Linked DNA regions of Mus musculus: region 2 is linked to region 1. The links are chromatin loops, found by intact Hi-C in ENCODE. Cell type or tissue: heart. All regions are shown on one strand. Each heading gives the region's core, and the rest is flanking DNA. Links, peaks and the distances in the headings are about the cores only. Region 1 holds the start of Ipmk (inositol polyphosphate multikinase). Region 2 holds the start of Ube2d1 (ubiquitin-conjugating enzyme E2D 1).

Evidence for each region. Hi-C counts contacts between places; a loop is a spot of excess contacts. Peaks named below come from ENCODE experiments on the same cell type or tissue, not always from the same donor. Only the 100,000 strongest peaks of a DNase experiment are listed, where the experiment ranks them.
Region 2: it touches region 1 in a loop (2.2-fold over the local background); 4 of 42 quality-filtered maps call a loop at or near these places.

What each region holds. Positions count from the first base shown.
Region 1 is chr10:71,345,229-71,348,068 of GRCm38, reverse strand. It overlaps Ipmk (inositol polyphosphate multikinase), which reads right to left and starts at 306. Exons shown (of 6, transcript NM_027184.2): 1 at 1-306. The coding sequence starts at 117. In heart, for the core only: a CTCF peak has its summit at 1,092 (motif pointing right); a DNase peak (open chromatin) is centred at 368; H3K4me3 peaks cover 1,414 bases; H3K27ac peaks cover 1,078 bases.
Region 2 is chr10:71,284,111-71,287,012 of GRCm38, reverse strand. Ube2d1 (ubiquitin-conjugating enzyme E2D 1) reads left to right here and starts at 1,751. Exons shown (of 7, transcript NM_145420.2): 1 at 1,751-1,912. The coding sequence starts at 1,889. In heart, for the core only: a CTCF peak has its summit at 1,675; DNase peaks (open chromatin) are centred at 1,772 and 2,322; H3K4me3 peaks cover 1,367 bases; H3K27ac peaks cover 1,276 bases; H3K27me3 peaks cover 390 bases.

The DNA.
Region 1 (2,840 bases), core at 1-2,500:
GTGGCCAGCCACCTGATGCGACAGCGGCACGCAGCCTCCGAGCAGGCGCGGCACCGGCGGGCTGTCTCCGGTGCTTCCCGGCGGCCGCAGGCGCAGCGCTGGGGGCTCGGCGGCCATCGGGGCGGCGACACTCGGCGTCAGGCGTCAGGGAGGACCGGGGCGGCATCGCCCGCGCAGGCCCAGCGCGCGGACCCATGCCGAGACCGCGCTGCCCGCTCCGCGGCCCGCACTCTGAACCCCGGCCGCCCGCGCCCGGGATAAGGGCGCCGCGGCCCCGCCTCTGCCCGCCCCCTGTGCGCTCCGGCCGGGCGAGCTCCACTCTGAGCATGCGCAACAGCTACTCGCCAGGATCCCGCCCAGCGGTGCCGAGCATGCCCAGAGGCTACCCTACTGGATCGGGGCCAGCTCCACACTGATCATGCGCAGAAGCTACCGGACCAGACCTGCTCACCCCTTCCACGGAACACGTCCAGAAGGTAGACCAGCGCCAAACTGAGCGGGTCTAGAGTCCCAGCCCGCTGCCGACCTGCACTGAGCATGCTCAGAGGCCGCAGGATGGGACTTGTCTCAAATGCCCCTGCTTGCATCATTACCAGCAAGCACTTCAGGGAGCGAACTGGCGTCCGGAGTCCCTATGTGAAAAACTCATTAGACCTAGGAGACCCGCAGCAGAGCAACCCAGAGAGGTGACTGGTTAGGGGCAGACCTCCCACAACGCCCTGCCCTTTCAGATCAAAGAGACAGAAGCATCCTGACTGAAGATGTCTCTTCTCACACCTTCCAGTTGGCACCCTGCCCGACCACTACCTCAGAGTACTCATGACAAGTTTATGTGTTAGACATTGACAGTCATCTTAATTCATTTTTTTTTTTCTTAAGCTTGTTAATTGTGCTCAGGGAAGCCAAACGAGTGGGGTTTCTTGGAACTGGAGTAACGGGCATTATGGGCACACCGATGAGGACGCAGGGAATCAAACTTAGGTCCTATGCAAAAGATATATTGCTTTTAATCTCCTTTAAAAAAATTTTTTAATAATGCTTTTTTTAAAGATTTATTTATTTATTTATTGTCTGTGAGTACTCAGTACACTGCCACTGTCTTCAGACACCAGAAGAGGGCATCGGATCCCTTTACAGATAGCTGTGAGCATTATGTGGTTGCTGGGAATTAAACTCATGACCTCCGGAAGAGCAGGCAGTGTGCTCCTAACTGCTGAGCCATCTCTTCAGCCCCAAGGCTGAATCTCTTAAGTGCCAAACTCTGGTGGAAACAGAGTAACACAGTTCCTGCTGCTGGTACAGGGCCCTGGTGTGAGCCTCCAGATGTTGCTGAGCCCTTCGTGGAAAGTGTCCAGTGTCTTCTGTGGGCATAAGGCTTGTTTGTGTAATAAATAATGTACATGTTTTCACATCCCTTCAGGGAATGTCCTCTCTCTTAAGGATAATGACTCCATGATAATCTAAGACAGCATGAGTATTACAGGAGGCAAAGGTGTGGCTAATGTTTCAGCAAAATGGTAAACCCAGGACCTTCAGGATGCAATATGAATTATGAGGGGCTTCAGGACTCTAAAGGAGCAAAGACAACTGCACTAATGAGCCAGCTTGTCAGAAAGATACAAAGACAGGCAGATTCCTGAGTTCAAGTTCAGCCTGGGGCACAGCAAATCCAAGCTCAGGTAGAAATGGTCTTTTCAGGAGATCCACCCAGCTAGCTGATCCCACCCAGCTAGCTTAGCAACCGTGTGTAACACAGCAGGCAGATCTCGGAATTCTTTTGCAATGTTAAAAGAAAACATGTGCTTGCTGTTTTCCTAAGAATCAAAGGGGTGGGGTCAGGGGATGCTGATTCATAGGATAATCAAAAGAGAACCTGGAATAAATAATTGAATTGAGGTGTAAATTTAAAAAGAAAAATGAAAAAAAAAAAAAAAACAAACCAGGACTTTTGAGCTAGCAGACAGCAATAACAGTTCTTTAGAATTTCCTCTAAGCGGGGCGTGGTGGCGCACGCCTTTAATCCCAGCACTTGGGAGGCAGAGGCAGGCGGATTTCTGAGTTCGAGGCCAGCCTGGTCTACAAAGTGAGTGCCAGGACAGCCAGGGCTATACAGAGAAACCCTGTCTCAAAAAACCAAAAGAAAAAAAAAAAATAGAATTTCCTCTAAGGAGAGCAGAGCTGTATGGAGATCTCTGGAGATCGAAAACAGCTCTTCAAGAATATTTTCTTGAGAGAATTTCCGACTTGGTTTGAAGATCCAATAATTTTTTGTAGCAGTTTTTCCTGATAGCTTCTAGTTTTACTAGCAGAGAAAGCTATCTCAATCAGAATTTGTAAAATAGCAAGAAAATCTGTCTACATCAGAGCAGAACACAGAGAGAAAAAGAGAGAGAGACAGACTGAAGGAGGGAAAGAGGGCGGGCAATTTGGAAAGCCATCTTAGCAGAACCAAGGCCGCCAGCTTGGACCCAAGTCGTTTGTTTTCGCCGCTCCCAGGCACCCCTTCTCTCAGAACCCCTCTCCATGCAGAAGCTGGTCCTAGGCATCTAAGCCACTGCAGCCTTCTAAATCGTTTTTCTAAGTGGACAGTCTACTTATGTTTATTTATTCATGGCAATGCTGGGAATTGAAGGCAGAGTGTTGTGCATGTTGGGCAAACACCATACCGTTGTGAAAGCAGAGAGCCGCTGAGCTGCTTCACCAGCCGAAGCAAGTTGTTTTTGTTTTTGTCTTTCTGGGACTTTCTGGATGCATGAGTGGCAGGGTCAGAGGCTGAAGGGATGGAGGCCCAATGTGGCTAGAGGAAGCTCTAGACACAGCTCCATCGATGCCCGTGTGCC
Region 2 (2,902 bases), core at 194-2,693, 61 kb after region 1:
CATGACATCCAAAAGCCATTGGCATGGGAACACAGCACTGAATGCATCAGGAGCCCGAGACCAGCCTGCACATCTCTGACTTCATTAACAAGGTCACCATTTGGAAAAATATAAAGGTAGTCTTCCAGTTCTAGCGTGCAGGATGGTGCTCAGGTGTCCAGCTAGTCTCTGTACAACTCTTTGTAGGAGTCAGGACTTAGCTACTATTTTCCAGAAGTCTCTTTGATCAGTAGTGTTTTCTAACACTCCTGAGCTGGGGTTGGGATATGATCAATGAAAAGTGGTTCGCTGTGTACTTATTCTAGTGTGCATGAGACCCTGAGTTCCATGATCTGACACAAGAAGGGTTGATTTATGGTTTGGTCTCTAGCTAAAAAGATGAATTGCATTAATGCCACTCTTCTTTTGGGGTGAGATAAAGCAGTAATAATAATTAATAATAATAATAAGTGGGAAGACAATGTCTATAAAGTGTTGACAAGCAAGCATAAATGTAGGCATGGTGGGGCTTGTGTGTAAAATCAGTGCTGAGCAGGTAAAGACAGCAGATACCTGGCCAGGTTAGCCCAATAGGTGAGCTCCAGGTCCCTGTGAGAGACTCTGTCTCAAAAAACAAGGAGTACAGCTCCTGGGAAATAATTTCACAAACACACACACACACACACAAGGGGAGGGGGGGCGGATGGACAGGAAAGTAGACCAATATGCAGACAGAGCAGGACTGCTTGAGGGGACCTCTGCAAAGCACAGTCCCTCGAAGCTTTCTGGGCCGCAACCCATCTCTAGTTTCTGCAGAGGGCGTGGGGCTGGTCTTCTGTGGACCACTGCAAAGGCGGAGAAGAGAACTTCCCAGATGTGGCTGATCCAGCTGCAGAGACACTGTGGAAGCCGCGACAGTGAGCGTTGAGTGTTTTGAGAAGCAATATGGGATTCAAAACCATTTTAGATAAGGAATGGATTGACTTTAGTCATCAGAAACCTAAGACTGACCAACGCCGTCAGAAATCCAAGACTGACCTGCAGGTGCCAAGCCAAGAAGTCATGGTTGAAAGGACAAGCAAGATCTGAGATCACAAGAACTGAGAAGGGGCTGGAGGACACCTCAGTGGGTAAACTGCTTGCCGCAAAGCCTGAGGACCTGAGTTCGGATGCCAGAGACCACGTAACGGTTGGGTGTGTGGAAAGCTGTCTTCAATCCCGTTTTTGGGAGGTGGAGACAAAAAGACATAAAGGAAAACCCTGTTTCAAAAAAAAAAAAAGAAAGAAAGAAAGGAAGGAAGGAAGGAAGGAAGGAAGGAAGAAAGAAAGAAAGAAAGAAAGAAAGAAAGAAAGAAAGAAAGAAAGAAAGAAAGAAAGAAAGAAAGAAAGAAAGAAAGAAAGAAAGAAAGAAAGAAAGAAAGAAAGGTGGAGTACAATTGACGAAGACTCCTCACGCCCTCAGGGGCGAGCGGGGAAGAGTCAGAATTATCTGCAAAGGAAGTTAAGATCCGCCGCAGGGTCTGTGCGAGGAGGAGCGAGCCGTGGTTCACAGCAGCTCCTAGGAGCGACAGCTCACCTGCTGTCTGGGTTTTTGCAGATTCGAGACCTTGCTCTGCAGAGCGGCTGCAGGGAGCGGCAGCAGCCTGGTCGCAGCTGTCACCCACGGGTGACCGGACGACGTCCGCGCGGGCGGCAGAGGCCGAGCCTGGGACTACACTTCCCAGTGTGCCAGGCGGGCGGGGCGCGGCGGGGAGGGCGCAGGCTCCTTCCCAGCAAGCGAAGGCGGAAACAAAAGAGTCCGGCGCCGCCGCCCGCACACTCGCGCACCGCGCCCGGGCGCACACGGAGCAGCCCTGCGAGGCGGCAGCCCGGGACACGCGGACACTCCGCAGCCCCCGCCGCCTGCCCCATGGCGCTGAAGCGGATCCAGAAAGTGAGTGGCTGCCAGAACCGGCCTGGGTGTCCCCAAGATGTCCCCAGGAACCCGGGGCGCACGGTGTGGGAGGGGCGCGGACACTGGGGAGGCCGGGGTACGGATCGGCCCGCACAGGTGAGGCGTGCATCCGCAAGGTCTGGGTACTTGGAACCTCGGGGCGACCCGATCCGGTCGTGCCCTTTCCAGGATGAGCCTAGAACCTCGGGTGCGGGTGCCCGTGGGGTGGCCAGATTGTCCCGGGGTGTGTGCATCCCCGCTGGGCCGGGGCTTGCTCTGCAACGGGCGGCCTTCGTCCCCTATCCCGCTGTGCGTCCTCACAATGTCCCCGGAGCCCTCCTTGCTGTGTTCGCACCCCGGGTTCCCCGAGAGGGCAGGGAAGGTGTGGTGGGCCTACGGCCTTTATTCTCAGAGCGTGGGGCTGGGTCTTTCTGGGCTCTGCAGTCGGCTGGTGCTCAGTGGGAGGAAAGGGCTGGGAACGCGAGATTGGGGCCGAGGAGCCAGCAGAGAGCTCTTGCCCCTGCTATTTTGGTGGTTCTGCACGCAGCTGCCACTTCAGGTCACATAGCTGTACTGAGAACATAGTTGCTGATACACAGCAAGATGAGCTCCTGGCTGTGATTCATGGCTAGGTAAGCTAAGCAGGTTGTTGGTTTTGTTTTGTATTTTTTTCTTCACACCCTCACGATAAACTTAGATGTAGAGTTGAAGACACAACACTAAGGACCACAAATTAAATTGTTTGGATGCTTTGATGTGTGAATAGAGAATGAGGAAGACAATCGAAGGGACAGTCAGTCCTTACATAGGATCGGTTCCAACCCTCTCTTTGTATTCTTTACCGCACCCACTTCTCTTGTTGGCCTGTCCCCTATCTCAAGTATCTTTTAACATTTTACAGCGGTAGTCCTTGCTGCTGGGAACGTGGTGTTTGGGATCGCTTTAGAAGCAAATGCGCCAACAGTGGATAATGTGTTTGGTAATTGATTT